Regions from separate parts of the Homo sapiens genome. Here region 1 is linked to region 2. Evidence: read pairs that join two places in POLR2A ChIA-PET (ENCODE). Cell type or tissue: PC-9. All regions are shown on one strand. Links, peaks and the distances in the headings refer to the core of each region. The heading gives the core; the rest is flanking DNA. Region 1 overlaps TANC1 (tetratricopeptide repeat, ankyrin repeat and coiled-coil containing 1). Region 2 overlaps TANC1 (tetratricopeptide repeat, ankyrin repeat and coiled-coil containing 1).

Region 1 (16,200 bases), core at 4,549-8,548, 130 kb after region 2:
TCATACAGGAATGAATGTCATTTTGAACAATAATTGCAGTTTGCCACTTTGGTAAATTAAAGTGACTTGCTCTGGGATGATTACTTGGTAGATGGATTTTAGTTGCAGTGGCATGCCAGCAGTCTCTAACCATGTTGTCTCCTGTGGCCAGGCCAGGATGGGGCCAGCCTGGGCCCCGCTGGCCCACTGGAGTCCCATCCAGCCAGTGGTTTTGTTGTACCATCTCATAGGACTGGTGGCCAGCCGCAAGCTGTGGCCTCAGGAGGATTTAGGTTGCAGTTCTTTTCTCAGCTGACAACAGAAAGGAGAGGAGAACAGGAGCTAGGTGTGGCCTTTGGCCCAACTTCCCTTGGCCGGGAGATCCAGTCATATCCTACATCATAGTCAGGAAGGACACATTTTAAAACAATTGTGCTTGTGTGAGCTTCCAGTGTACTTAGTGGGAATGCTGATGCTGCCCTATGGCCACCCTGGCCAAGCCTCTTCTGGTCCTCATGATCGTATTGCCTCGCATATCCCCAGCTCCCTTCCTGTTTTCCTGTTTTCATTAAATCCAGAAGTTGAGAGATACCACCACTTCTGAGTGTTGTCCAAGGAGGGCTTCTGTGATCATGGTCGGAAAATTTCCATATCGTTGGGGGAAAATCTATAGGATGAATCATTTAAACAGGTTCCTTCAGCACAGTGCCGTCTCAGCCAAGACTGCTGCTCTGCCACCTGGCTGCTCTGTGACCATCATTAGCTTTGTGCTTAGCGCTCAGCTCGGCCTTACTCCCTCTGAGCCTTGGCTTTCTCACCTATAAAGTGGAGACACAAAAGAGGCTGTCTCTCAAGTGATGAGAAACCTTACTGAGATGTTAAAGGTACTGGGAACATACTTGGCATTTATTATGTTTACATGAATTGTTGTTAGTGCTTTGCCTCATCTCTGGAAACAGTGGCTCTGCTGTAGGCACCTGGGAAGTTTTGGATGTGCCAGTTGGTGCTTGTTAACAGGAGCTGCCGACCTTGAGGATGTGATGGTTGCAGGTGACTTACCTCTGCCCTCATCTCGGCATGAGGTGTCCCTGCTGCTCTGTGCTGGTGAACAGCCCAGGCTGGGCATGCAGGGTGATGTGGACAGGAGGGCAGAGCTCCCTCCTGTGCCTTCCAGAGGTCAGGGACCTGAGTTCTTGTCGTTTCTGAAGACTCCATGAAAGGTTGATTATAACATCGATTAATGTTTATTTAACATGTACAGATGCTGAGTGCTGTGCTAAATGCTTAATGCACATATATATACATACACTTTTTTTTTTACACATTGATTTTTAATCTTTACAACCACCAAGTGAAGTGAAACTTTTATCCTCATTTTTTTAGATGAGAAAACTGAGGTTTAGGGCAGTTGATACTTTCCAAAATCACACAGCTGGAAGGGCGCCTGACACTCAGCAAGCCCTTGCTCTGCAGGTGCCTTTATCACTTGATGTGTTTACAGCCCTGGCTGCCAGCTAAAATCACCTGGGAGCTCTGGGCACCACAGCCCCAGCCCCAGTTAAGTCAGAATCTCCAAGAGTGGGGCCAGGGTATTGGAAACTTTCAAGCTCCCAGGTGGTTTCAGTGTGCATCAAGGTTAAGAACCATAGTTTAGGGGAAGGTGATGGAGGGTTAAGTGGTAAAAATACGTACAGCATTACACCGACAAAGGAAAATGTTATTCCCAGAAGCAGAGGAAGTGTGAATTGATGACATCTTTAGGAAACCTCTGCCCTGAGCACATGCCTTCCAGGTAAACTCTTGTAAGGGATTCATCATGGTACTCCAAGTATACCTTCCACCATTATTAGCAAAAGAGTACCTGTTAGATAGAATGGGATGGCATGCTGCTGTTTTCTTAGGTGGCACCTAAAGCACAGAGAGGTTGAGGAATTTTCTGAAAATCACACAGTAGGTTAGTTTGGGGGCTGGCTGAGAACTCACACCACTTAATCCTTCATTTTTTAGGCCCATGGATCTCAAGAAGGTATGGGGTTGATGGGGGAGGACAGAATGTAACTGGCTGGCAAAATTATCCAGGGAATTTACAAATGATCCTGCCCATCCTGTGGCTAGCAGAGTCTGGTGTGCCCCTTGGTGGCATTGCGTGTATTTCCAGATGTGTATCTTCTCTACTCCTCTTGCTGAGGACTGGTTTCATTGGCCTTAATAAAATCCTATTTCTTCAGCATAATCTGATTCTGTCCACGCTGTTACTCAAAGGGATTTTTAAAACACTTTTATTATTTTATTTTTATTTTTATTTATTATTATTATTTTGAGATGGAGTTTTGCTCTTGTTGCCCAGGCTGGAGTGCAATGGCGTGATCTTGGCTCACTGCAACCTCCGCCTCCTGGGTTCAAGTGATTCTCCTGCCTCAGCCTCCCGAGTAGCCGGGATTACAGGCGTGTGCCACCGCAACCAGCTAATTTTTGTATTTTTAGTAGAGACTCAGTTTCACCATATTGGCCAGGCTGGTCTCAAACTCCTGACCTCAGGTGATCCACCCACCTCGGCCTCCCAAAGTGTTGGGATTACAGGCGTGAGCCACCATGCCCAGCCACACCTTTATTAATGTTGTAGCATAATGCAGTCTTAAAATGCTTTTGAATTAGATCAGAGTCTGGTGGCATTTTTAAAAAGCAAGCCTATATAGATCTGTAGAGCAGGCTTGGTGGGGATTAATTAAGTCATTTGCCTGAAGTTGCCCATGAAACAGCAGTGTTAGGACTGGACACCCTTTCTGATCTCTCATCCATTCCTCCACAAGTACAAGTTGACAGCGAGACCCTAGAGGCTGGGTTGGTGTTCACCTGGATCTGGCTAGACAGTGGTCTCTCTGATGGTGTAGACAGCGGGGTGGTGGTCAGGTGGTTGGCTGGCTCCTTGTCACTTGCACATGGCCTGTTCTTCCTTAAATGTAGATGGCAGTCCCAGCAGTGTGAAGAAACTGATGTGTGGGTCATCCCCATCCATGGAGGGGCTCTGTTTGCCTTTCTTCTCTGTGAACTTCTGTATCGTAGAACCAGTGTCTGGTGCAGTGGACTAAGCAGGAAAACAGAGCATGCTGAGGGATAGAGAGGGCCTGGGTGCACAGGGTACCCTCTCCCCCATGTCCTGGCACTGGAGCAGAGCCCTGCAGGAAGTGATTATATTTATGGAATGAGCATTCCAGTCAGGGAACTAAAAGGGGGTAAAGACCATGAGGCCGGCCCTGCTTGGCATTGTCACAGCACGTGTTGGGTCCAAGGTGGCTGCAGTGAGGGAAGGATTCTGCAGAGAAGATCAGAGAGGAAGCTGGAGGCCTGTATCACAGAGGTTCAAGCTTCAGCAGCCAAGACATCTTCAAATTTGACACCTGGGGTTCTAACCTGTCACTATGCCATTGTGAGTTATGGTTTCACTACTTGGTAGTATAATTTTCCAGACCCATTTGTTTGTAAATATTCTGTTTGTCAGCTACTCTTGTGGACATCTATCACTGAAATACCATGAAGTTTTTATGCCTTGTCATCTCTCTGTATCTTTTAATGATCCCCATGTGTCTCTAGTCAATAAATGATAGTCTCTGTGGTTTTCACATTTAGTGGGCAGGTGGAGGACCTGCCAGGCTTTGGCAGGGGCAGTGATTGATGTGGGTCAGGACCATTGAAGTAAGCCATTGAAAGAAACACACTGGGCATCTTAATAGCTGTTAAAGGAGCATCATTTGTATCTAATGATCTGAAGATCTGAAAAAAAAAATATTATTATACCTAAAATTTGCGTATGTTCAGTAATTTTATTTTAAAACCTGTAGATAAAAAGCTTTTCCCAATACCTAGATCCAGGGAGATTACTAAGTGGGGGATATAGTAATTAGTGGAAGCAGCACATTATTTTCTAGCAGTATTATGCTGCGGACAATCATGGCACATGTGGACATTTCCATATTTTCTGTTTCTTTTAGGAACACATCCCTATAAAGTATTTGTATTTACTTTTGGCCTTATCTCACTATTAACACCATGACTATTTTTTTCTTTTTAAAAACATTTTTTATAGAGACGGGGTCTTGCCATGTTGCCCATGTTGGTCTCAAACTCCTGGGCTCAAGCAGTCCTCCCTCCTCAGCCTCCTAACATACTGGGATTACAGTTGTGAGCCACTGCACCCAGCCACAATTATTACTTCATTACCAGGAAAATGAATTTCCTGGTTTTGTTGAGGTTAAACAGTGATTTTTCAAAGTGTGGTTCCCCAAACCAAGAGTGTCAATATCAACGAGGAACTTATTAAAAATGTACCACCCAGATATAATGAATCAGAAATCAGGGGGTGGGGCCCAAGAATTTGCAGTTGTTTAGGTTTTTTTTGTTTTTGTTTTTGTTTTGCTTTTGAGACGGAGTCTTGCTCTGTCCCCCAGGCTGGAGTGCAGTGACGTAATCTTGGCTCATTGCAGCCTCCACCTCCTGCGTTCAAGCGATTCTCCTGCATCAGTCTCCTGAGTGGCTGGGATTACAGGCGTGCGCCACCACGCTGGCTAATTTTTGTATTTTTAGTAGACACGGGGTTTTCACCCTGTTCTTCAGGCTGGTCTCGAACTCCTAACTGCAGGTGATCCGCCCGCCTCAGCCTCCCAAAGTGGTGGGATTACAGGCATGAGCCACCTTGCCTGGCTATTTGTTTAGTTTTTATTTTTAATTATGGTTAAGAAACACATAAAAGGAAATTTACCATCTTAACCATTTTTAAGTCTGCAATTCAGTAGTGTTAACAATATTCACATTGTTGTGCGATAGATGTCCAGTACTTTTCATGTTGCAGAATCAAAACTCTATATCCCTTAAGCAACAACTCTCATTTCCCCTGTGCCCAGGCCCAGAAACCTTCATTCTACTGTCTGTGAATTTGATTACTGTATATATCTCATAAGTAGTTTCACTCAGTATTTGTTCTTTTGCGTCTGGCTTGCTTCACTTATTTCACTTCCCCGAGGTTTACCCATGTTGTCACATATGGCAGGATTTTCTCCCTTTTTAAGCAGGAATAATCCATTGTATGTATATGTACCACATTTTCTTCATCCATCCACTGATGAACACTGAGGTTGCATCTACCTGTTGGCTGTTGTGAATAATGCTGCAATTAACATGAGGGTACAAATATGTCTTTGAGATCCTGCTTTCAATTCTTTTGAATATGTACCCAGAAGTGGGATGACTGATCACATGGCCGTTCTATTGTTATTTTTTGTTGTTTTGTTTTTGTTTTTGAGACTGAGTCTCACTCTGTCGCCAGGCTGGAGTGCAGTGGTGCAATCTCAGCTCACTGCAACCTCCACCTCCCGGGTTCAAGCGATTCTCCTGCCTCAGCCTCCCAAGTAGCTGAGATACAGGCACACACCACCACGCCCAGCTAATTTTTGTATTTTTAGTAGAGACGGGGTTTCACCATGTTGGCCAGATGGTCTCGATCTCTTGACCTCGTGATCCACCCGCCATGGCCTCTCAAAGTGCTGGAATTACAGGCGTGAGCCACCGCACCTGGCCTCTACTGACATTTTTAATTAAAAATTTTTTTTTTTTTAATTTTCACATCAGGGCCTTGCTGTGTTGCCCAGGCTAGAGTGCAGCAGGCTGTTCACAGGCATGATCATAGTGCACTACAGCCTCAAACTCCTGGCCCCAAGCAATCCTCCCACCTCAGCTTCCTGAGTAGCTGGGATTACAGTCACGTGCCTGGGGCAGTAGTTCTATTTTTAATATTTTGAGGAACCATCTTACTGTTTCCCAGTAAGCTACACTATTTTACATTCCCACCAATGAGAATGTGCATTGTTAATATATTCCCAGGTGATACTGGTGCACATTCAAGTTTGAGAACCACTGGATTAAAATGATACCGAAAATTGAGGATACTGCCCATTTCCAGAAATGTTTAGATGACATACATGTGACAATCTTGTTGGGGGGCCTTGTCCAACAGGTGAGCCGTCTCCTGATTTTGGGAGGGGCCAACGTGAACTACAGGACAGAAGTGTTAAATAATGCCCCAATCCTGTGCGTCCAGTCTCACCTTGGCCACGAGGAAGTTGTCACTCTGCTCCTGGAATTTGGTGCCTGCCTGGACGGAACGTCAGAGAACGGCATGACTGCCCTCTGTTACGCAGCAGCTGCTGGCCACATGAAGCTGGTGTGTCTGCTGACCAAGAAGGGAGTGAGAGTAAGCGGCAGCCTGCTCTTTTGGGGCTGGGGCAGGGAAATGGCTTCATCTCATTGCTAGAATTGTTATTTGCTGGGCCAGACTCTCTTGTCTCTGAAACCACAGCATACACAGAAAGGGTCGGGCTCCAGGGATTGGTCACTTTGTAATGTGGCAGCCTCAGAGAGGTTTGTTTTGCTCATACACAGCAACTCTGCTTAATGTTGTCCAGGGGAAGGCAGAATTCCAGGGAGACCCTGGCTCCTAGCCGCATGAGGAGGGCCAGCCTTTAAAAAGCCTGCAAGTATCGATCTAGAAAGCACCAAGATTGGTTTAAAATATTTTAAATGTTTGCTTTTTTCCCCTCTCTTCTTCTTATCCCATTTTATGTCCTTTTAAAACAGTAGGATGAGTTCCATGAACTCATGAAGAAGCCATGTGCCTGAGCTCCAGGAACTAGATTGCCTGGAATCTTCATCTTTCCACTTGCCAGCCCTAGGGTATTGGGCAAGTTATTGAGCCTATATATGACTTCAGGCTTCTTATCTGTAAAATGGGCATAACAGCAGTCCCTACCACAGGGCTGTTGAGTAAGCATTCAGTCATATATGAAGTAAGTATGTATTGCTATACAAGTTACTCTAGAGCGATCAACTTTTTTTTCTGTTTTGACAGTCTCACTCTGTCACTCAGTCTGGAGTGCAGAGGCATGATCTTGGCTCACTGCAACCTCCACCTCCCAGGTTTAAGTGATTCTCCTGCTTCAGCCTCCAAGTAGCTGGGACTACAGGCACATGCCACTGTGCCTGGTTAATTTTTGTATTTTTAGTACAGATGGGGTTTCACCATGTTGGCCAGGCTGGTCTTGAACTCCTGACCTCACATGATCTGCCTGCCTTGGCCTCCCAAACTGTTGGGATTATAGGTATGAGCCACCACGTCTGGCCAGGAGCTGTCAGCTTTAATAGGGTGAATGAGAATGATATCGAGCTCACAGTAAATGCTAGGTTTACTGGAAGCATTTTTTTGGGAAATGTGCCTTTTGAATAACAGTAGAGATAAACTGCTAATTATCTTTTGTCTTTTAATTAGGATATTTAAAGTTCAAAAAAATTAGGCTTATAACAGCTGTGGGAGATTTATTTTTTTCTCTCAAATCCAACATTTGGGACATACATAAACTTCAGTTCATGGAGAAGGAAATGTGTGGCTAAGCCTTTGGGGTGGGTATGTTACTGCTGCACATCACCGCACCTCCATTTACGGATGGCAGCTGGGCTTTACACTTTATTCTGAGGCCAGCAGGCCTCCCCCCATCACAGCTGAAAGCTCTGGAGTAGGAGGCTGAGTGCTATGTCAGGGGGCTCTGGCAAAGCCTCTGAATGAGGGTACAGGGCGTCCCCAGAGTTGGCAGGCATGCAAGGCTAGGCCCTGGGCTCTGCTCCCAGGCCCAGTACTCTGGGGTTTAGACAGGGCATGAAGGGCTGCCGCTGCTTTGGGGCCTTGAGGAGTAGGTGTGTGGCACTCACTCACTTTTTCTGCCTAGCTGGCCTGCCCTGACTTTGTGGCCGCCCCCCCTTTACTTGCCAGCATGCCCAGGCCACCGGCCTACATGAGACCTCCTTCCCAATCAGATGCCACTTGGACTCCTTTCCTGCCCTTCCACACTCAGCTGTTTTTCCACATCCCTCTCTTTCTTCGGATCCCCTGGCTCAGTGACCAGAGAGTGGCTCTACTCCTTCAAATTATAGCTTGTCACAGCAGACTTAGAATGCCCCACCCAAGCAACCAAAGTTGGGAAATACAGGGATTTGTCCGAGGTTTTGGTCTGTGTCTCCACACATGCTCACAAGAGAGTTAGGAGCTTTGTGTAGTTTGCTGCAGGGACATGGGAGTAAGGAGGGTGTTTTGTGACCCTGAATCTTGCAAAGGGAACCTGAGGCCTGGAATGGTACATTCATTACCATCTGGAAGTAATCCAGACTAAGGTTCCATGTTCTCCAGAAAGACAAGTTGGAATGTGAACCCCATGTACGCTTACAGGGAGTGGGGTTTGCACACAGCTAGGTGGTGCATCTGCATGCTCAGAGGCAAAGTAATGCTCAGCTGTAACCTTCCCCTACTCCTGCCCCCAGGTGGACCACTTGGATAAGAAGGGCCAGTGTGCGCTTGTCCACAGTGCCCTACGGGGCCACGGTGACATTCTCCAGTACCTGCTGACTTGTGAGTGGTCGCCGGGTCCTCCCCAGCCAGGCACCCTGAGGAAGAGCCACGCCCTGCAGCAGGCGCTGACCGCGGCGGCCAGCATGGGCCACAGCTCGGTGAGTGGGGCAGGGGTTTCCCTCCTGGGAAACAAGAAGCTGTAGCCCAGCAAGTCAGTTGACACACTGAAGGACCGAAAGAAGGAGGATGCCAAGAACTAGCATTTGGCGTTGACCACCTGCAGTAGAAGGTCTTCTATGGGCACCACATCCTTCCCGTGAGTGACAGTGCACACTCCTATGCACACGTGATGGGGACAGGCAGGCTTATTTTTCTATGGGAAGCCTTTTGATGACATTCACTCTCAGCTCTTCCTCATGTCTCTCCTCCTTCCCTGCTCTGCCCTCTAGACCTGCTGTTTTAAATTTTTTCCCCTTTGATTCGTTTCTTCTGTCCTTGTGTTCATTTAAAAATAATCACATAGAATCCTGATTCTAAAATCGTTCCTGAGTATTTGAAGGATTTTTAAAAATAGAGCTTTAATGCTTTGATAGCACACAAGAATGCTTGTCATTTACAGCTCCTCCACTGAATGAAAACTCCATGCAGTAGTTAAATAGAGCATTTATTTCTGACAGATGTTGGTATTCCTCAGTTTGAAGATTTAATTGTCACCTCCTGACCTGTGTGTCTTGGCTTTCTTTATCTGTGAATTTAATAATGTTTTGCTCGCTTCCTCCTGTGTATTTCTTACTCTGAATTATCTTCAAGCAATTAGAGGTGCCAGTATTTGGTAAGATTCTTTTTCTAAAATGACTTTAGTAAATTCGAGTGGGAAGCTGGCTGGCTGACTTTGGCATTCAAAACTCATGAGCGGACACACACACAAGCATGAAATAGTGGCTGGCTAATTTCTGGTTTAAACATTAAACACACACACACACACACACACACAGAGAGATACTGTTAAACACACATATGAAAATGTAGATGTTTTCCTTTTTTTAAGTGTGAAAAGTCATCATTGGGAGGACCATGAATGCCTAGGAATGACCTTGGTCTTAATCCATGCTAACCCCCTTGTTTTAAAGCTGGTTGGGAGGAAATGCTGAGCGAAAATCACCTCAGCACAGCCAGTAGGGTGAAAAAAGCAGGGTTTGTTCACCATAAGACTTGGAGGGTATGTTAGTTTCCTAATGCCATTATCACAAATAGATGCAACCTTAGTGGCTTAAAGCAGCACACACTTACTCTTAGAATTCTGATGGTCAGAAGTCTAAAATCACACTATTGGGAGGTCAGCCTTCCTTCTGAAGTCTCTAGGGGAGAACCTGTCTCCTTGCTTTTTCTCAATTCTTGAAGCCACCTGTATTTTTTAGCTCATGGCCCCTTCCTCCATCTCCAAAGTGCCTTACTTTCACCTTAGCCTCTGTCGTCTCATTTCCTCTGTCCTCTGACCTGGACTCCTCCTGTCCCTCTTAAGAGGATGGTTGTGATTGATTAGATCAGGTGTGTATCAGATATAGACCTTGATAATTTGAGATAATCGCCCCATTTCAACATTCATAATCACATCTGCAATTCCTTCTTGCCCTGTAAGGTCACATTCACAGGCTTTGAAGATTGGGATGTAGACATCTTTGGGGGCCATTATTCAGCCTACCACAAAGGGTGTGGGCTAGGAGACTGGAAGGTGGCTTTGTCGTGTTCTCCCGTTGCTCGCTGCTGTTGCTCAGGGTGAACGCCGGCTCAGGTCCAGGGCACAGATGCCTTGTCTCCCTGCAAGCCAGGCTTCCTGCCTCCATACCTGTGACTTGACCCGCCCTTTGACAGGAAGAGTCCCATAAGGGAAAAAGAATAATGCTACCAGCAGAAAATGTATTTGAACAATACTTTGTAAAAATTTGCAAAAACGTATATCGCTTTGTTTTCCTTCCTTGTGAAAAACTGATTCACTATCTTGTGATTTATGCAGAAACTGCACTTTGTGTGATCTGCCATGTCCTTTGTTGATTAGGCTGGCATATTTGGGTCATGTTGGAATTCATTAGAATTCTGAGTACCTAGTAATCCTGAACCATATTGCTGAAATTCACTGAGATTTTTTTTTAATTCTTCTCCAACTGAAAGTGTGAATAGCATATGAATTATGCTTGAAAACAGTTTTCATTATATTTTTCTCTCCTTGGGCAGTGTGAGATAATGGTTAAAAAACAACACACTGTCTCCTTTGATACATGGGCTATAATAAGCACCTCTTGCTAAGAGAACTCATTAAATCACCTTGCCACTTCTGACAGGTGGTCCAGTGCTTGCTGGGGATGGAGAAGGAACATGAAGTAGAAGTCAATGGCACCGACACATTGTGGGGAGAAACAGGTAATTATAATGCCACTGCTTGTAGTCTGGGGCAGCTTGCTTGATGTTTTAGCCCTATTTTGGCCTAATTGTCTTAAGAATGACTGATATATGTAGTCCTGTTTCTATTTTATCACAAGCATTTGAAGTTTAGAGCTCCTTGAACTTTCTACATGAGTAGCAAAACTTTGCTGGAAGCGTAAGATTTTATTTTTTAAAGCAATCCTATTAACTGATTATTTTGAATTAGACTAGCAGTTACGGTACATCTGATGAATGTCAGATGGAAGTACCTAACTAAGGTGTTGTTTTCTGATTTGCCAAATCTCACACATCTAACCAATGTGATCTTCCTGTGACCTGTGCATGGCGAGCCAGGCATGAACTTCTGTCCCCATCGTCACACGAATCAAAGGCGGCTCAGCACAGAAGGCAGTGGCCTGCCCTGCCCTGTACAGAATGAGGGTAAAACTCAGCCTCGTGGGGTTTACTCACATTACCGTACGAATGCAAGCTATCGGGTCATTTCCATTGGTCTTTACAGTGAGAAGCCTGGGCTGAGCACATCCTGGTGAAGATTTGAGCTGGTTACTTGTGAGACTAAAAGTAATGCTGCTTTCCAGTTTTCCACTTGACTGGATTAGTGTTAGAAATCTAAGACTTTAAATTACAAGTTGTTTTTAAATAGATGTCAGCATGAGTATTTAAAATGAATTTCCAGGTTATGTTTCTGTGTGTGTACCTGGTATATATGATTTCCATTTTTCTTGCACAGATTTGTTTCCAAATGCTTCTAAATTATTTCCTAATAAGCCAAATGGTGGTGTGAAGAGCTTATTAGATAGCTCACCCTAGGGGAAAGCCACAGAGCTTCACCTTCTGGCAGGAGTGCAGGCCTGTCCTTCAGAGCCTCACAGCTGTTTGTTCCATCCCCTTTGTGGGTCCAAAGAAGGAGCTGGGTGTGCTCCCAGGCGCAGAGAAAGTACAGAATTCCAGCGGAGTTGGATTATGTCTACGGGTAAAAGTATGTGGATTGAAATATTGCCTAATTCTTTATGGAGTCCTTCCCCTTCCCTTTTAAACAGTATAGGCTGCTCTATAATTTGGTGAAAGAAAAGTTTCCATCACATTCCAAATGATGTGGTGGGCAGCAGTGTTGCTGAGTGGATAAGAGCATGACTGCTGACAGCCAAAAGGTCCAAACCCCTGTTCTTTCATTGCCTAGTGATAAGAGCCTCCTGGGGCACTTGGGCTTAGACATTCTGATTCACTAGGGGGAAAGCCCAGGATTTGATTTTCTTAACAAGCATCCCAAGTCATTTCAGGTTACTCCTAGCTCCCTGCAGAGCTGTCTAGAAAGCCTGACATAGGGTGACACACAGTGAGAGGTACCCATGAAGACGATGGACATCAGGTCTAGCAGCCATGACATCACACATTTAGCTCAAGTGAGAATTTCTAACATTTTAATATTCAAGATGACTTTTTTATTTGGAAGAAAATTCCAGAGAAGGGCTGACTTTGAAGGCTTTGTTTGAGCTCTCTTCTCTCAATGACCAGTCCTGAATTGCATTATCATCCTGCTTGAGAATCTGCCAATCAGTTGATGGCTAAAGACACACATGAGAAACAACAGACTTCCCACCAGTCTTTATCTAGATCAGAATTCTTGGCACAGTTTGGCTGGATTCTCTACTTCAGGATCTTACCAGGCTCCTAATTGGGTATTGGCTGGGGCTGTGTTCTCGTCAGAGACTCCACTGGGGAAAGACCCACTTCCAAGCTCTCAGCTGTTGGCAGAATTCATCTCCTTGTAGTTGTCCCTTGGGTCTTAATGAAAAGGTAAACAGTAACTTGGCCCCTCCCTTCCAAAGCCTCATGAGTAACCTTCAGACCACTTTGCAACCTGGGAAGCAGTTCACACTCTTCCTCACCAGGCATCAGGGTGAATTTCATCAGGCAAGAGTTTACTTGAGACGTTTGTTAAAATTTAAAGCAAGAAGAGGCAAGCTAAGTGCTGTTTTTCAGGCTTAGCCACAGTGGCTTTCTGTGGACTGCATGTCAACAAAATCCACCTTGCCTTCTCTGCATTTTTCTGTCTGGTACCTTTCTCTTGTGCCCCTTCAAAGACAACCACTATCGTCTACTGCCCCAAGCCTTCCTACTTTCCAGGCCTGCATTTGTCAGAGGAATACCCTGAAATCTTGCAGGGGGTTTCAGCTGAGAGAACATCTGCAAATATAGGTCCTTACACAAATGTATACTGCATGCTCTGGAATGTGACATCCCGTGTTTTGGGATTTGGCCACGTGGGGTCTGTTACCGACCCTAAATGTGGGAATGAAGGCAGATGAGGCATCGTACAGAGAACTGAAGGCCTTGAGAGTGAATGGGTCAGCTCACAGTCCTGGTTCTCACCAAGGCTCAACTTCAAGCCATGGGCCCCGGGATTCCCCAGCCTGTGTGGCTGTACTGCTGTGTGCATTGTTGCTCGTTGCTATAGGGACCCACAGAAGGGAAAGTAGTGGTTTTGCATCCTGTTCTCGTTTGGTCCTCATTCCTGGGTGTAGTCAATGGTGTTTTGTGTCCAAAACACTCTAGGATGGACTGTATCTGTCCCTAGCCACAGCACAAGGATAGGATCCCAAGAGTAATACTTATCTGGGATATGGGAAGGTGGCAGAAAAACTGGAAGCTTTGTGTGGATAACAGTTCATTATTTATTTTGAAACCTTAAGTATGTTTACACAAGTCTGTCCAGCATAGATTTAGCTGTGAACAGCTTGGCTTTAAAATGCTAGCTGATGAGGTGACAAGGCAGAGCTTCCTCGTCTGTTTTGACTCACCTGCCTGCCTTTGAACAGCCTGTGGTTTTCCTGCAGGGATACCCCCGTTAGGAGGACAGCTACCTGCCCATCTCTTCTCTGCCATTGCCAGAGCCAGTGGCGCAGGAGCTTAAATTCACGCACAAATTCTTCCTCCAGTTTTCTGCTAGGAGAGCCTTGCAATTCAGTGAATCTATTCCACATGGCAGAAGTGTGGTTGTCGTGCCTGTTGCTGATTGGAAGCATTGGGTTCTTGGTTAAGAATGACGGCCACCAGCCAGGGAACAGCAGCCCCGTGGAGGTCCCCCTCACTCAGGCCGTCAGTGTGGTGGCACTGGGCACAGCAGCAGCCCTCCACCCTTAGAGCCCTGCACATCTGACTGCTGGTGACCCTGAGTCAATGAATGTCATCACAGAAGTAGGTGGCTCCTGTGTTAGGTTGAAGGAGACAAGAAAATGTACAATAGAATTTTAAGACGTTCATAAAAAATGGGAACAGTATTTAGTTTAGGGTTTAGGGGTTTATTGCAATCAACCCACAGCCTTTAGAAAACTTGCAGACTGTCTCTACTGGTTTTGGAGAGCAGAGGGCTTAACTTGTTTAAGTTTCTGTTTTCACCAGCATCCAGGACCATTTGGTTTTTGTCTGTCCAATGTTTAGGGACCAGCCATTCAGAACTCAGTTCTGTCGTTCCAGTAGCTCTCAAGCTCTCCCTCTCCCCATGCATCCTCCCCACCCTCAAACAAAAGGCCCTAGTGGAGAATAAGTAGTATGATCCATTCATCAGAAGAAAGCTCAGAGCAGATGATGAATGCCTGCATCTAACAGTACCACCCTCAGGATGCCAAGGCTCTTGGCTCGGTGATATTCACAGACTCAGTCAGTGTCTGTTCCGTAGTTTCTCGGCAGCCTGAAACATGGTGAGAACCCACCAGATGCTTATGGCATCTGTTTCAGGCATTCCACAGCTGTGACAACTCCATGCTGCCTCCCAGAAAGTTCTGGCTACACTGAGTTACTATCTCCATGTCAGTGTTTGCTGTGAATCAGCCCAAGCCGAAATGACCAGAGATGCTTAGCTGGTGACCTCATGCTGCTGTGGATTGGCAGAAGGACTGTGTTTGCAAGTTCCAAGCCACACTCAAGTGTGTGAGCCTGCTTGTGGGCTTCTGGTTAGAACCTTGCTCTGAATAGAAGAGAACAGAGGCCCTTCTGCTCCAGCACTTGCCATTCAGGCAGATGGTCCTGTCTGGTATCAGAGCCTTAACCCTCTCCACTCCCTTGGCTCACTCTCCAGTTCCCTTCGTAGGACTTACCATCAGTACATCTTATTCGATAGGCTTTTCTTTTCTTTTTTTTTTTTTTTTGAGATGGAGTCTCACTGTGTCACCAGGCTAGAGTGCTGTGGTGCAATCTTGGCTCACTGCAACCTCCAACTCCCTGGTTCAAGGGCTTCTCCTGCCTCAGCCTCCCGAGTAGCTGGGATTACAGGCATGCACCACCACGCCAAGCTAATTTTTGTATTTTTAGTAGAGATGGGGTTTCACTGTATTGGCCAGGATGGTCTCCATCTCCTGACCTCATGATCCACCCACCTCGGCCTCCCAGAGTGGTGGGATTACAGGTGTGAGCCACCACGCCCAGCCTTGATAGGCTTATTTGATGTGGCTTATTTGATAGGAGGCTGCTTTTCCCAAATTGTGAGCTTTTTTGGGTTTGTTTTTTGAGACAGGGTCTCACTCTGTCACCCATGTTGGAGTGCAGTGGCACAATCACAGTTCACTGCAGCATCTGCCTCCCCACACTCAGGTGCTCCTCCCACCTTGGGCTCCTGAGTAGCTAGGACTACAGGCATGAGCCACCACACCTGGCTAATTTTTGTATTTTTTTGTAGAGATGCAAAACATGGGGATTCGCCATGTTGCCTAGGCTGGTCTCAAACCCCTGGGCTCAAGCAGTCCTCCTGACTCAGCCTCCCAAAGTGCTGGGATTACAGGCATGAGCCACCACACCCAGCCAGTCATGGGCTTTGTGAAGGCAGAAATTTCCCTGTCTCTTGTCCACACCATTGTGTATGGCAACCGTCCGTTCTAGTGCTGCCCAATAGAACTTTCCGTAATAATGGAAGTGGTGTCTGTTTTGTCCAGCATGGTAGCTACTAGCCACATGTGGCTATTGAGTACTTGAAATGTGACTTGTGCAACTGAGGAACAATAGTTTAAAATCTCATCTTAATTTATCTAAATTACATGTGACAGGTGGCCACCAAATTGGACAGTGCAGGTATAGCCTGGTCCTTGTCATATAGGTATTGACCAAGTGGACAAGTGGATTTAAATGAAACAAAGTCATATTTTTAGTGAGGGAGATGTTCACTTGCAGAATAATTTGGGAGAAATACCTGTGGTTGGAGGGGGAGCAGTAAGGGGCCTGGTCACTCATAAAGACCCAGTGTCCTGATTTCTTGGTGTCCTAGCTCAGACCATGCTCTGTTGGACTCCAAGATGGCTCAGATCCTCTCGCCAAGTCCTCGGTGGGGCACCTGTGCTGAAGGCATGGTGGGCTGCTGGTTTGGATCTTTGGGAACACAGCTAATAGCCAAGCATGGTGTG
Region 2 (16,200 bases), core at 7,246-11,245:
AAAAGAACCAGACTCTTTCAACTTCCTCATTCATTTATTCCGACTGTGTTTGTTCTTTGATCTCTTTGAGACACCATACTTTTTCTCTCTGGCTATCCTACCTCTCAGGGCTTCATTCCCTTCCTGACCAGCCTTGATTTCACAGCACACCACTCTGAGCACTCCTGTACTGGCCCCTGCACTGTGAACTCCTGATCATTGATCAGATCCTGCATTCTCTGGACCATCCCTGGATGGTTCTTGGGGCTGAGAGTCAGAGAAGGGAATTGCACAGCATAGCTTATTTATTTATTTATTTATTTATTTTAGCCCAAGTGCTGTTTATTTAAAAGAACAAAAAAGAGTGGAGGCCCCCTAGGGACGGATGAAACAAAACTAGCAGTGCAAGTCTGCCTCTAGCTCAGCATAAAAGCTTGTTGCCCCACTGGGCCATCTTGTTGTTGATAGGCATCTTCAAGAAGCAGTCAGACTGCATGTAGGCAGCAATTTTCTCCAAAGCCTCAACGGCACATGAAAGCCTTAAGATGTGGGAACTCATCCAGGCACTTGGGCTCAAACATGCACTTTTGATCCAGGACGTCATAGATGGGAAAATCCACAAAGGTGAGCTTTCCCCTGCAAACCATGAGAATTTCTCCCAGGAACATGGAGAATTGTTTCAGTTGTTCAGGTAGCTGTTCCAAGTACTGAGGTTTCAGGGTTGGTTTTTATTTATTTTATTTATTTATTTTTTTTTTTGAGATGGAGTCTTGCTCTGTCGCCCAGGCTGGAGTGCAATGGTGCGATCTCGGCTCACTGCAACCTCCGCCTCCCGGGTTCAAGCTATTCTCCTGCCTCAGCCTCCTGAGTAGCTGAGACTACAGGCGCCCGCCACCACGCCCAGCTAACTTTTTGTATTTTCAGTAGAGACGGGGTTTCGCCGTATTAGCCAGGATGGTCTTGATCCCCTGAACTTGTGATCCACGAGAAAAGAGAAGCCTCCCAAAGTGCTGGGATTAGAGGCGTGAGCCACTGCGCCTGGCCAGGTTTCAGTTTTTCATGGTCAGAGTTGTAACAGCACTGTATCAGTTGTGTGCAGAAACTGGTTGCTTGGTTCTCTAAAATGTCCACTTGAATCTTTTCAGTCTTACCACACATGTGCTTGCCAGCAGTGTAGCACAAGATGGCATTGCTCTGGGTGACCTTGTTCTTCCCGTCCATGAAGTTGGGCAGATTAGGAAAGTCCAGGTCTAGCTTGAATATCACATCCAGCCATTGGCTTCAATCATAGGAGTTTCCTGGCATGTGTACCATTTCTCCTCATAGGACATATCCGTGAACTACAGGAGCAGGCAAATGGTGTGTGCCAGCCCGCAAATATTCCACTAACCCAGAACCATAGATGAGTTGCACGATATGATGATGCTACTTGTGAGCCTTTGAGGATAGGAGCAGTTTCATAATCGGGTGTTATGGCCTGGTCTGCAGCCTAGTTTGGATGATCAGAGCTGTTCAGCTGTCCGTTTTATTGTTTTTGGTTTTTCTGAGAATCTCCTTCTGTTGCCCAGGCTGGTCTCAAAGGCCTGGGCTCAAACGATCCTCCCAAAGTGCTGGGATTACAGGCGTGAGCCACCATGCCCAGCCAGCTGTCCTTTTAATCTCTTACTTGCCTTCCTCTCATCTACAGGGCTATCCTGAACCTTCACTGCACCTCTTACCTTGTTTTTACCTTGTAGACAAAATGGAGGCATGAATGTTTTTAGCTTCCTGCTCATGTTTGTCCACATGTTGTCTTCCTCCTCTGTCAGTTGTACTTGCCTTTGTGTCCCTTGTTGTTTGGCACAGGGTAGCAACGTACAGATGTATGTCGAATGAAAACCTGCAATTGCTAACCCAACACTCATTCCTTAATTGGAAAATTAGGTTGTAACCCAATTTCTGCCACTTGCTGGTCCAGGAGAGCCAGGGCAAGTTTCTCCATTGCTCATAGCCTGTAGAAGGATATTAATTTTACTTAAAGTTATTAAAGGATAACAGTCTGTTTTTAGGTACAATAATTCCCTTTGAAAATTATAGATTAAAATTATGTTTCTCCACAACCATTCATTGATGTTGAAATTGGAAAACAAATACTTTGCTGGGGTGGGGAGCAAGGCAGGGTCTGACCATTCAGAGGCCCAAAGCCTGGTGAAGGAAGCAGGTGTATAAACAATTAAAATAAGATGAAGAAGGCTTCGAAGATGAGGTGATTCTGTGGTGTGTTTTGAAGTGGGTGGGCTTATGAAATTCTTTTGCTTTCTCTAATATATCTAAACATCTATGTAAATACCTGGATGATATACAGTACTAGTGACAATATTGGAGTTTTGTCTTCTAGTTAGCCGTGTTTTGCTGCTGTGGTAGGGAGGTAAGTCTCAGCTAGGGAGCACTCAGGTGACAGGGAAATGAAGACAGGGAACTCCTGCCTGTAAGTGAGCAGGAGCTCTCTGCAAGACTGAGCTCTGCCTTGCACAGTAGCCATTGGCCTGGGAGACATCATGATTATTGCTGGAAATGCTGCCCTTTCTGAACCCTTCCTTTTTTTGAAGGAGAGTGTATTGATTTCAGATTTTTGGCTACTGTCTTTGCACTTATCCCTTCTGTGTGCCTATTTGAAATACCCAAATAAAACCTACCTGCAGCCAGTGCTTCTGAAAGCCTGTTATTTGAACAGATCTTACTGTGTTAAATGTGCACTTCTTCATGTATACACCAAATTATTTTGACCATAAAGTTGGGAATTAGTACTTGGTACCAGAATTCTTAAATTATTAGTCCAAACTCCTTGTTGGAAGAGAATTGCCGTTGATTTTGATTTCCCTTCCATAATAACCCTGCCACTCATTTAAAGACTTTTTTTTTAGTGTTTGTTGTGTGTAAGGTACATTGCTAGATGCCATGGGGGATTTGTGGAGTTCAACATTTTTCACCATAATTTTGATCTATCATCATATTAGAACAAGGCAGGATGTAGAATTAGAGAAAACATATCTTTTGACCATTGTGGCCTGAGAAGGCTTTATGGAAGAAATGGTGTTAGAATTTGGATTGAACAAATCCCTTTACAGGTATATGAAGATGGCTCTTGTACTTAGAAGGAAGCAACTTCTTTATCGTCTCCTCCAAAAGTGAAATTTTCTTTCTGCCAAGTACTTATCAAAATACTAATTTTCTAGTAACTTGAAATACTGGCTAAGGTAAGGTGTTTTGTTTGTTTGTTTGTTTGTTTGTTTTGGTAGAAACTCTTCCTGAAACAACCTGTATGAATGTACAGAATATTTTAAATATAGGTGGAAGGTGATTTCACCACAATAGTTTCCACTTAATTTTGGTGCATCAGAACTTAAGCATTTGATTTCCAATTTCATGCCCAGAACTCTTTTAAATTCATATTACTTGTGACTGTAAATTTACTATGCTTTTTAATAACTTATACTTAAATCTGAAGTGTTTTTGCTTAGGACAAAACTATAAAGAATAGAATAGTAGAATAGAGTTCAGCTTGTAGAATGGGTTGTTGAATAAAGAATGAATGACTGGATCTATGTGTCTTAGAGAATAAATTATAGTTTAATGTCATATTTTCCAGCTATGCAAATTAAGAAAAACCAGACTAGGTGCTGTACTTCATGCCTATAATCCCTGTGCTTTGGGAGGCCGAAGTAAGAGAATTACTTGAGCCCAGGAGTTTAGAGACCAGCCTGGGCAACCTAATGAGACCTCCATCTCTATGAAAAAATAAGCAGCTGGGCTTGGTGGTACATGCCTGTAGTCCCAGCTACTCTGGAGGCTGAGATGGGAAGATAGCCTGAGCCTGAGAAGACAAGACTGCAGTGAACTGTCACTGTCATGGTGCCATTGCATTCCAGCCTGGGCAACAGAGTAAGACTCTCTTAAAAAAAACCAAATATATAAAAAAAAAAGAAGAACCAAAGGCCAATTCTTTACTTATCACAATTATTTACGGGTTGTTCTAGCCATCCCCCGCACCCTGACACACTTTTCTGGATGAAGCATCTGGATCCTGGAGAAGTTCCGTTAGTTGTTTCCAGTCATATTGGCAAGGTCTCTGTCAATTCCTAGGATTTCTCTACTAAAGTGAGGGAAAGTGTGAGAGAAATCTTGGAATGTCAAAAACTCATCAAGGGCTGGTTTTTCCCAGCCTCCTAGGATCTCCTAGGAGTGATGAGACATGGCTCTTGCTTTCAGGAAATTTCTGTGTACAGGGTTTTCCATGAGTTTCTAGATAACAGCCAGTGTACCATCTAGCAGACCTCTTTGTGTGTGTGTGTGTGTGTGTGTGTGTGTGTGTGTGTGTGTGGTTTTTTGTTGTTGTTGTTTTTTTTTTTTGGTCTCTTACGCTTTGTTTTTTCTTATTTGCTTTAGTCTGTATTATTTATTTTGTAGGCTGCTTCAGACTCCCTGCTACCACCACCACTTTCTTGTTGCTAATATGAAGAACAGTTCTAAAGGTGTTATACAGAAGGCATGACTGTTAGTTACGTGAGTCAGACTAACTACGTTTTAAGAACTTTTCAAGCTTCTAACACAGAGGATGTTTTTGATGCTTCTTTGAAGCAAAGAAGAAAAATGTCTTAATTAAGTGTACCTTAGTTTACAGTGTTTCACTTGTAAATGTTGCTACTCTGGCTTTATTATTTTTGACAAAAGCAGCATCTTCAGAGAATTTTGCTTTGAGGCCAGGTGGATAGTTTGATGGGAGAAGCCCCTTCATTAGAGCGTGCACAGAGTATGTGTGTTTAGGTATTTGGGGTAACTGGACTGAGGTTTTAAGGTTAATTCAGATGTGGATATGAAGAGATATTGCTAAATGCAGCATTTTCCTCCCTAATATCTCATTGTCTGATGTCACATGGATTTAACTGAATTTTCTTGCATTCCTTGCAAGTGTGAATATATAGGAATATTCTTTGTCAATTATAAACTGCTATAAATGTTTGTTAATTGCTTGATTTGGAGGAAATCTTACATCTGTATTCATTGCAGCCTGTCAACAAATACTGAGAACAGGGTGGGTGCGAAGCCTGTGTTCTGGCTTCTGTTTGTATCTGTTAAAGAATAAACATAGTCCCTGCCCTCAGCTCTCAGATTCGACTTGAAATTGTGTAAATAGGCAGTATGGCACTCCAGAAGAGAAACGTTTTACTGCTAGTACTCTTCTATGATCTCAGACAAGGTGGTCATGGTTCTGATATTGCCATTGTGATTACAGACTGAAATAGATTTTGTCTTGTTTTGGAATCATCTTACTATTTTGTCTAGGGTGTTTTTTGTTATATTTTATATGCCAACACAACATGCTGTGCAGAATTCAAATACATAATGTAGAGAGGTTGTGCCTGTCCCCAAAGACTTGGTGTGCTGAAGGAGAAATACCAGAAGTAAAAGTAAGCTTTTGATAGTCTATTTAACTTCTGGGGGGCTTAAAAGAAGAATATGTGACATTTGGAAAACTTACATGTTGAATGATAGTAGAAATTTAGGTGACTTCAGGCCATTGGCCCTCTCAGAGTAATGTTACCTATTCACCTTTTCTCCTCAATGAACGTTACAGGAAATTTACTTCTATTATTCAGTTTTAGTTGTAGTAACTTTTAGTTGTAGTAACAAAGAGGCTGGTCTTTCCTTTTGTTGGGGCTCAGGACAGGATACCCCCCAATATGGCACCTTGGCATATAAGAGAAACTGCAGAAGAAAGGAGGTCCCTCTGACCTCCCCTTGCCTTTCTCCCCTGAAGCATGGTCATCAAGGAATTCTCTGACCTATCTCACCTGACAGTGAGTTATAAGACTCTCATTCCAGAGAGGTCCTGCCCTGTACCCAGAGGACAAGAAGAATCTGGACAAGCAGGCCTTGCTAAGGGCCCCCACCCCAATTATTAGGCCTCATTCCCTTTTTGTTCAATCATGCTTCTACGTGGCTGTCCATTCTTCATTGTACTTAAGCGTAAAAATTCAAGTTTCCTAAGTCTCTGGATCCTCATTTCTGAAGGCTCTTGTGTCATGCAAAACTTTGGTTGAATAAATTTGTTATGCCTTTCTCTTGTTAATCTTTTTGTTATAGGGGTGTCAGCCATGAACTTTGCCATGGGTGAGGAAAAGATACCTTTTCTCCCCTACACTCTCTTCCTCAAAAATATATAATGGAAAGAAATGACATCTGACGTTCTTCACATTTTCAAAGACTTATTCTTAAGTATTTGAGTTCAACAGTACCTTTGTTCTACTTGCTGTCATAGAGGCTAAGGTTTTATGGGGCAGAACTTGAGGGATTGTTTGGTCAGTATTTGAGTTATACCTGTGCCTTTGGTCTATAATATAAAGTAGGCCGGGCGTGGTAGTTCACACCTGTAATCCCAGCACTTTGGGAGGCCAAGGCAGGCAGATCACCTGAGGTCAGGAGTTTGAGACCAGCCTGGCCAACATGGTGAAACCCCGTCTCTACTAAAAATACAAAAATTAGCTGGGTGTGGTGGTGGGTGCCTGTAATCACAGCTACTCAGGAGGCTGAGGCAAGAAAATTGCTTGAACCCAGGAGGTGGAGGTTGCAGTGAGCTGAGATTGTGCCACTGCATTCCAGCCTGGGCAATAAAGTGAGACTCCTTCTCAAAACAAACAAACAAAAAACAAAACAAAAACCACACACATACACATATAGTAAAAAAGAACATTATTTCTTATGTTTTATCCTATGATACTTATCCATAAGTACTTCCTTACCATACAGTATGTTGGGCTTGTCATTTAATCTGCTGAGTCTGAATTACTGTGTCAGAAAGGCTGGTTTGCATCATTTCTATTTGGTTCAAGTGCATGACAGCTCAGTGTTCACCCTTTTAGGGGAAAAATGACAGTAGTTGAAGTTGCTACTGGAAGGGAAGTGTGATGATGCAGAAGAGGAGAGCCTGCTGGCTGCCTACACAGGTGGGCTTCAAGGTGCCATTTCCATTGAGGAATTTACCACTGCCTTCTCTTTGGTCCTCAGAAACTCAATATTCTCCATGTCTTAAATGGATGAGACTGGGCAAAGTGACTCCCTTTAAGAAAGCAAAGCTCGGCCGGGCGCGGTGGCTCACGCCTGTAATCCCAGCACTTTGGGAGGCCGAGGCGGGTGGATCATGAGGTCAGGAGATCGAGACCATCCTGGCTAACAAGGTGAAACCCCGTCTCTACTAAAAATACAAAAAATTAGCCGGGCGCGGTGGTGGGTGCCTGTAGTCCCAGCTACTCAGGAGGCTGAGGCAGGAGAATGGCGTGAACCCGGGAAGCGGAGCTTGCAGTGAGCCGAGATTGCACCACTGCAGTCCGCAGTCCGGCCTGGGCGACAGAGCGAGACTCCGTCTCAAAAAAAAAAAAAAAAAAAAAAGAAAGCAAAGCTCATGAGAGCTTTTGTTTAAAGCTGGAGTACCGATTTGTTAATTTATTCTCAGAATTGTCTGTCAGCAAGCCAGACAGTTGTGTGAACTGGACCAGCACACTCTCTCCCTACTATTTGCAGACTAAGAAAGGAGCCAAATTACGAGGTGTCTCTCAGTGTGAACAGAACCAGAACAAGAAGTAGTTGTATCATGCCAATGTGTGACAGCACCTAGCTCCAACAGCCCAATGTGTCCATTTCCAGAATTGGATATAGGGGTATGTGTTTATAAGTGTGCAGATACCAGATAGTCTTCTCTGGAGTGTACTGTCATTATTGGCCCCTAGGGTCTATTCCTATAAATGCTATTTGTGACCATCCCCCTTTCAGTGGGCATAGCCTGTATGTCCATTGGTGACTGTTAAGTTCCAGTTATGGGTTTAAGGCCAGAGACGATTGAAACTTCCAGGTGACTTTGTATAGCTCCACTCTGATCTGTGTTAGTTTCAGAATTTAACTTGCTGGGAAGACTTACTTTTTTCCTTTCCAGTCTGGGGGAGGGGAGGATGGTTCCTTATTTTTGCACTCAGGTATAATCAGTTAAAGTTGCTCCAGGTCGCAGTTTGAATAGCTTTTTTAAGAATATAAAATTTAAGCTATTTACCTCGAGTTGCTATTTATGGAGGAAAACAGGAACTGGAAGAAATACTATAGCAGATATTTGATAGCCTCTTTCACTTAAGACCACTGATGTGGAAGGTATGTCTATCCTGAAAATAGCTGAGTGCCCCAAAATAGGAAAACAGGGTGTCTGGGATGAGATACCAGAGTCAGTGTCACCTAGTCCTTGCCCCGTGTGATGCCTATTCTGAGTGGCCTGGTAGGTGTACTGCCAACTGGTGATGACCTGGGTGATTAATCGGGAGCAGCTCATGGATGTGGTGGGGCCTGAGCTTGGTCAATGATCCAGGTAAACACACGGCTCTGGAAGAGTTCACCAAGGCTTGGTGCAAGGGACCTTGCATGAGCTTCGGTGGCATGGCTCTGTCAGTATTTTTCTCTTATTTTTTAGGTAGTTTTTGCTAAATTATAAACCCCAAAGTTGGTTGGTTGAAGAATATGTCTGTGTTTACCTATCTATTTATTATTAACTTTTACTACCATTTTTTTATACTACAGTGTTTTTCATTGTTTCTCTGAAGTGTGCTTGTTAAGAGAAGTTTGTGTTTTCCATCGGTTCCATATGGAAACTATTGCTGCCTTCCAACTTTAGTGTTTGCCCTTTAGGTGAAACCTAAATTTTTTCACCAGGGTTTATTCAAGCAGCATTTTCAAAAACAGAATTAGGCTCTAAGCCATGCCCCTTCAGTATGTAAAACTTGTGTGTAAGATGATTTTACTCCGATAACCTTCAGTATGGCTTTTTCCAAATTCTGCCTAAGATACTATCTTTCTAGTATCACTCAGTTTTGTTTGATTGTTGTTGCCCAAAGCTTTCATTGATCTGTGAGGAGAGACCGGCCTGGTGGAGGGGAGGAAGGTGGTCCTGCTGGGCTGCTGCAGATTTGGATTCTGGCCCTGCTGTTAATTAGCTTCGTGACCCCTGGCAAGCCAGCCTCCCTGGGTCTCTGTTTCTTCATCAGTAAAACAAAAGGCTTGGGAAAACAAATACAGGCTTGGACCAAATGATAAGAAAGGTCACCCTGCCTTTTTATGTTGTGTGATTCTATGAATGGCAACACATTGGGATTCCTTACCCTTCTCAACGGGTGCCACAAAACTTCTGCTTACTCTGGGGGCTGAGAGGTGGTGTGTGGTGTGTTACACTGAGGCCATTTGAGGCATTTGTGCTAACTAGGCAGATGTGGGAGCCCTCCTACATAGGAGTTTCTCCCTCCTTGCCTCCCTTCCTCTGCTCCCTTCCCCGTCCTCATTCCTCCCCTCCCCACCCCTTTTCTTGCCTGTTCAATAGAGACCTGCTTGCCTTCTACTTCCCTTAGTGCATTAATAAAGGTGTGATGGTAACACAACCCACTAAGATTGGTTACCATCTGGGGTTGTTCAGCCATCTCATCTGAGTTAGCAGTGGGGAGAGAGAGCTTAAAGGAGACTGGCTTCATGATGAAATAATGGTCCTTTTGTCTGTCTCTTGCTGTAGAGATGGTTTCATGTTTCATCTTAGACCTGGGCCATTGTGTTTTTACAAGCTCAGTACAACCCTGCTTAAAGATACAGCCTTTTCTTTAAAGGATCTGGCCGTAGTGCCACAGGCCTGTTCTACTTACTTCCCTTCCCCACCCCAAAGTTATAACTTCCTATATATTGTAAAAACCCACTGTGGTGTGTGCTGTTTAATTGGGTTCTCTGATCAGGGTTAAAATGTGTTCCCACTGTATTTATTTTGCAAATGTTTATAAGATATGCCTCATTTCATAACCTTCCAAAATGTTTTCCTTGTGATTATATAATTAGTAACACCTGTAAAACATTGCCTTTAACCATGTAGCTTCTTTCATTATCTTTTTGATTTCATGTTCTAGTGCCGCCTTTTGATGAACTGGGATTGGGAAACTGTGCCAAATATCTTGCAGTACTGTACCCAGGTTTAGCCTCATAACCTTAATTAGATGTGGAATGCTGAGAATGCACTATTGTTTTTTTTTTTTTTTAGCTTTTCTAACAACAGTGAACTTCTGAGCACTTCATTAAAAGTTATAGAACATTCCTTGTGTCTTCAGCATTTAGTTTCCCACCATAGTTTATTCAAAGAAAATTAATGTAAGGCTTAGGGTACCTTAATATTAAGCGGTCTGTTTGTTTGAACACAAGTTACCTCTTTTGTCAAGACACAAGTTATATTCCAACTTTCAATGTTTAATTCCTCTTCTCTCTGTTTCTTTTCTCCTTAGAAACAAGTGTTGAAAATGTTAAAGGCTGTGCTGAAGAAGAGCCGAGAGGGAGGAAAGGGAGGCAAGAAGGAAGCAGGTATGTGTGCAAGAATGAGAAGCTCAGCCATGGACAGCGGGCAGCAAGCTGCTCCTCACCCCAGGCCGGATGGATTTGTTGCTTTGGGAGTGGGTCAGAGAGGGTTACCTGGGTTAGAACAAACAGTGTGCTGGAGGCTATGAGAAATGAAATAGGCCAGACATGGTGACCCACACCTGTAATCCCAGCATTTTGAGAGGCCAAGGCAGGAGGATTGCTTGAGGCTAGGAGTTCCAGGACCAGCCTGGGCAACATAAAGAGACACTTTCCTCTACAAAAAAATTTTAAAAAATTATCCGGGTATGGTGGCACATACTTGTAAATCCTAGCTACTTGGGAGGCTCTGGCAGGAGGATCTCTTGAGCCCAGGAGTTCAAGGCTGCAGTGAGCTATGATAAAGCCACTGTACTCCAGCCTGGGCAACAGAGCCAGACCCTGTCTCTTAAAAAAGAAAAAGGACAGGAAACATAATTTTGAACTTTATTATAAGAAGTGACTTTGAGAATTGAGTTTGGGTTATAACCAAATCCTTTCCCAGAAACTTTAAAGGTTCATAATTTTAATAGGTCATTCAGATCTGGAGGGAGTCAAAGTTAAAGACATTGAGGGATAGCAGGTGTGTTCAGGAATTTAGTTTCTAGAAATCCCATTCCCTTTCCCACATGATTACATTTTATGTGTTTGACCAACTGCTGGCTGACTGGTCCTCATCTTTTGGAGTATCAAATTTTACTCCTAACAGGTGGAGCCCCACTTAATGCCAGACTGCTTGTTTTCATTATAATGAGAACTACTTAATTTGGCTTGAATTTCATTCTTGTTTGTAGAGTTCTGGTGCATATTGTCACTGTGACTTTAATAGCATTACATTCCTTGTGCTAACCTATTCTAGGATTATTTTGGTGAATACTCACTGGTACACCATTTTTCTCTCGCTAGAAAAACTATATATTGTCTACCTGTATTGCACAATAAAAATATGTTAGCATGAATTGACTTGCCTGAAATGTTACATTTCACTCTGTAAACCCATGTTAATCCAGTCTCCTTGGAGAATGACTGGTTTTCTGAGTTACTATGTCAAATAATGTTTCAGTTTTAATTTCTGTTTTAAGAAGTATGTTTATTACTAAAGCATCATAAAATTATGGTTAACTCTTTAATTCAAAAGATCTTGCAATGCCTTGTGATAATATTAATGTCTGTTGTTTCCATACTTATATAAGAGAATAAGTGGATTTCTAACGTTTTTGGTTATATAGAACCTAGACAAAATTTATTTTTATTGCTAATTATCCCTTAAACCAAGTCTGCAAAATGACAAACTCACCTTAAAAGTAGAGCCTTTATTGCAAGGCTGCTGTTAAAGCTTCTCATCAATGCCTGGGTGAGCAGACACCAAAGAAAAGGAGAAACCAGTTTTTAATGACCTAAACAGGAGACCATAGTTAACCTTAGAAAATCAACCCCTGGCTTTGAATAATTGATTAGAATTGTTACTCTGGAGAAATTTCGTTCACAGAATTTCCATCCAGGGGGACATTCACCCTCTGCTGGGTCAAGACCAAAATGTCTTTCTTGTTAGTTTTCTGAAAGCTGTTTAAAAATAATAACAACAAAAAACTTTTTCAGTTTTGGCTCATCTGTCACCAATCATGGGAACTTTATTTGCTTCTTTAGAAGCCTTTGTAATTTCCAGCATAAAGTTACCTCCTAAGCTGTCTGTTGGGGTGGAACTGCCAACCAGTGGGTTATTTTTCTCAGGACCAGGGTCCCCAAGCCTAAACTCACCAGTCGGTAACAGTTCTTCAAAACAGGCCTACCATCCTCTTTGACCAGTGCCATACTTAGAAGAAATAGCAATATATTAATAATCTTCAGCACCCATGTCTTTCAGACACACCAGACAGGAACATAATTTGCATTTGAAACTTTTCCAGTTTCAGAGCATGTGATTTTGGGTTTATTTCTCCCTTTGGTCTTTAAAAGCAACTATTGCTTTTTCTGAATCATTTCTTCATAATAATTTCCACACTGGCTTTTTCACTAATACAAACCAACTTGAAAGACCAATGGGAACGTTTCCCATAAAATATCTGCATGGTATGTGCCTTTTTGCTCTTAACTATAACCTGGTTGTATTAGGCTAGCAACAAAGCAGATGGAATTTTAAATCCTGATGAAGTTATATCACAGGATTGTTGGGGGAAATACTTGGAATTTGACCACTCATATGTTGAGTCCATGCCAGTCCTCATTATATAAGTAAATCATAGCTAAGATTTTCTATAAATTAAAGCTGGCTAGTCTACCAAGACTGCTCTGAAACTTAGGTAATATCTCCTGCAATATGGAAAAATTTTGCTGTACTGTTTCCAATTAAAACCAATCTTTGTTGCAAAGACATAAGAAAATTCATTCCCATGTACTTGAACTCATAATCATAGAAATTTAGGAGACATGTCTAAAAACTTGAGTTCAGCTTTTCATGTCCTTTATAGGTTGTTTTTGCAGGCAATCTTTTACTACACTTTTATGTTAAACCTATTTTGAGAATTTGGAAAAATGCAGTAACTGAGATAAACTTAGTATCCTTCAATGGAAACCAAATATTTTTCAGAAGCGTTGAACAGTTGTTATTCCCTCATTTATCCCTAAAAAAAAGTTATCACCTATATCTATAGGTAAAACTTTAGCAGGTATTGAATTCAAACTATATGTATATAAGGATATTTGCAATATTATGTTTGTTGGTTCTTATTCTTTTGAGACAGCCTGTGTCTTTTGAGACAGACAGACTCTGTTACCCAGGCTGGAGTGCAGTTGTGCACCATCTCCACTCACTGCAACCTCCGCCTCCTGGGTTCAAGCAATTCTCCTGCCTCAGCCTCCCGAGTAGTTGGGATTATAGGCCCGTGCCACCACGCCTGGCTAATTTTTGTATTTTTGGTAGACATGGGGGTTTCTCCATGTTGGCCAGGCTGGTCTTGAACTCCTGACCTCAAGTGATCCACTCGCCTCGGCCTCGCAAAGTGCTAGGATTACAAATATGAGCCACTGCGCCCAGCGGATATTTGCAATATTATGTACAGTGAAACTTAAACTATTGAAAATCATCGAGTAAACTCAAAATAGCAGAATTCCTCTCTTTTTTGTGATTATGCATTTTTACCTAGGAAATGCTTATAGCTGGGCAAAAAGTGTTTTCAGAAGGCAATAGAGGCACGGTGGAGAATGTAATTTTTAAAACTTTACCATGTTTTTTTAGAGAGCATATTCACCTTGTTCCTGCTGTTCCATCAGTGCAAATGAGCACTATATTTTTCTTGACCTTGAGTTTGGCCTAAGGGAGCAAAAATCAGTATTAAACCATAATACAGGGAGAAGGCCAGATGAGGGCATCTTATTTTTTTTCCTCTCCCTGCTTTATGTTAGGACCTTGATCTAAAATAAGCAAACGAGGCACTGTGTTTATTTTTGAAGCTCTCCAGAGAGGCCTACAACCTTTACCACGTTTCTTAATTTTAAGTGACCTTTACTATCAGAAAACATTCATATTACTACTATTAAACAGTTACTTAGTTTTAAAAATTAAATAATTACTAGACTCTTAAGATTAAGAGTATTGTGATATTAAATCTGGACCTAGTAGGAGTTTACAGTAGATATAAGAGCCACACTGGAAGTTAGTATCTTTTTGTACAGCAACACTGTTTGGAAAATGAATAGGAAAAAAAGTCCCATTTTACAATAGAACAAAAACTTTATCAACCTAAGAAGAAATATGTGCAAGCTTTTTTTTTTTTTTTTTTTTTGAGACAGGGTTTTGCTGAGTCACCCAGGCTGGAGTGCAGTGGCGTGATCTCGGCTCACTGCATCCTTGACCTCTCAGGCTCAAGTAATTCTCCCACCTCAGCCTCCTGAGTAGCCACCACGCTACCATGCCTGGCTAATTTTTGTGGGGTTTTGTTGCTGTTGTTGTTTTTTTTAATAGAGATGGGGTTTCCGCCATGTTGCCCAGGCTGGTTTCAAACTCCTGGGCCTACACAATGCACCCACTTTGGCCTCCCAAAGTGCTGGGATTACAAGCGTGAACCACTGTGACTGGCTATGCAGCCTCACATTAAAGAAAATAAAACTTTATTGAAGGACTTAAAGGAAGACCTGAATAAGTAGAAGGAAATACTGTTTTTCTGAATAACCTGATTCATTATTTTAAACCATCTAGCTCCTCCATAATTATGTAGACATTCCATTTAATCCCTAATGAAATCCCCAATTTTTAAAGAAGACTTTTTTTTTTTTGAGTGGTTTTAGGTTCACAGCCAAAATTGGGAGGAAGGTTCAGAGATTTTCCCCCACACACGCATAGCTTCCACCATTATCAACATTTTCCACCAGAGTTGTGCATTTGTTACAACTGATGAACCTACATTGACACATTATTATCACCCAAAGTCCATAGGTTACATCAGGTTCACTCTTGATATTGTGTATTCTGTGGGTTTGAACAAACGTGTAATGACATATCTACCATTGTTGTATCACAGAGTAGTTTCATGGCTCTAAAAATCCTGTGTGTTTTTTTAAAACACTACAAAATTGATTCAAAAATCCATCTGGAAGAGAAAGTGCTTAAAGGAAAATCAAGGACAATTTGAAAATGTGAGGCAGGTGCATATAAATGGCCGAACCTGGTTCACGTGCCTCGGATCTAGCTGCATGAGAGAGCCCGGAAGAGTGTGTTTGGACTTCTTGGCTAAGATTTGTACAAGATGGACTTTACTATCCACCACCATATGCATTGTGGAGGATTCTTCAGTCATAGACATTGGGCAGGTTCCCTCCCCTTCAAAAACTAAGGAAGCACAGATATCTAATTGCAGCTCATTATGGTAGCTGTTACTACCACATAGCGAGTAAATGGCTCAGCTAATATTTTTTTTTCTACTGGTCTCCAAGAAATGAAACATAATTTGATCTAACATCTATGATGTAATTAAAGCTCACAGTTGGTAGTGTTTCTGTTCTTTCTTTAAACCCTGGAGATTTTGTCCTTACTCTGGAAGCATTAGGTGGTCAAGGCCTCTTGCTCTCTAGAGAAGGCTGGTCCCTGTCTACTTCTGTCCCTTCTGCCTTCCACCAGTCTTCAATCTGTAGTGTTTTGCCCGCTGTAATTCTCCTAGTTGTTCAGTATTGGTGAGGAAGTAGGTTCAAGCTGAGGCAGAACAGCAAAGTTCAGTGAACTTTTAATTGCAGTACTGCCTCAATTAAAATACAGAAAAAATATAGACTGATTAAGGAATAGTTCCTTAATGTGCCAAAATAAAAACTGTTTATGTTAAGTCTTTTATTTGTAGTTAAATTATTTGTGCTTTATTTTTCCCCAGTAGGGGGACTTAGTTTGAAGCAACTTGTTAAAAAAAAATTTTTTTTTGACCTTTACCTTTCTCTCATTAAAACCCAGGTGGTTGGCTAAATACACTTGTAATGATGTTAATTAAGGCATTGGATAGTCTCTAAGCCTGTGTGTGTACTGAATTAATCTATTAGCTTTGCATCTAATTCTTCACTTTGAATTTCAAGTAGAAGGAAGCTGTTTGCCTCTAAAGTTTAAAAGCCATTGATGTGATTGTTAAACTTGGTATTTTAAGCCATTCCAGGCTGCAGCCTGGCTTTCAGTGGTACCTTCTAAACATGCCTCAATACAAATGATGCTTTGTTTTATGTAGAAAATACGAAGCTGCTTTTGATTATTCTGTGCTGCCACTGCCCGTTTTCTGTGGTTGTGGACTATTTAGGAATTTAGTGCAGTGACTC

Evidence for each region. Peaks named below come from ENCODE experiments on the same cell type or tissue, not always from the same donor. Only the 100,000 strongest peaks of a DNase experiment are listed, where the experiment ranks them.
Region 1: POLR2A ChIA-PET joins it to region 2 with 7 read pairs; 4 of 35 experiments call an interaction of 5 or more read pairs at or near these places.

Annotation. Positions count from the first base shown.
Region 1 is chr2:159,188,271-159,204,470 of GRCh38, forward strand. TANC1 (tetratricopeptide repeat, ankyrin repeat and coiled-coil containing 1) reads left to right here. Exons shown (of 27, transcript NM_033394.3): 17 at 5,987-6,223; 18 at 8,338-8,523; 19 at 10,705-10,783. Among named protein-coding and RNA genes, the nearest start is that of MIR6888, 9.5 kb to the left of the region's middle. RefSeq lists enhancers at 7,105-7,274, 13,338-13,387 and a cis regulatory region at 7,190. In PC-9, for the core only: no CTCF peak of the experiment used is centred there; no DNase peak of the experiment used is centred there.
Region 2 is chr2:159,055,592-159,071,791 of GRCh38, forward strand. It overlaps TANC1 (tetratricopeptide repeat, ankyrin repeat and coiled-coil containing 1), which reads left to right. Exons shown (of 27, transcript NM_033394.3): 3 at 10,305-10,380. The coding sequence starts at 10,320. It also overlaps the pseudogene GSTM3P2. Among named protein-coding and RNA genes, the nearest start is that of TANC1, 95 kb to the left of the region's middle. RefSeq lists an enhancer at 8,727-9,255. In PC-9, for the core only: no CTCF peak of the experiment used is centred there; DNase peaks (open chromatin) are centred at 9,630 and 9,940; H3K27ac peaks cover 1,891 bases.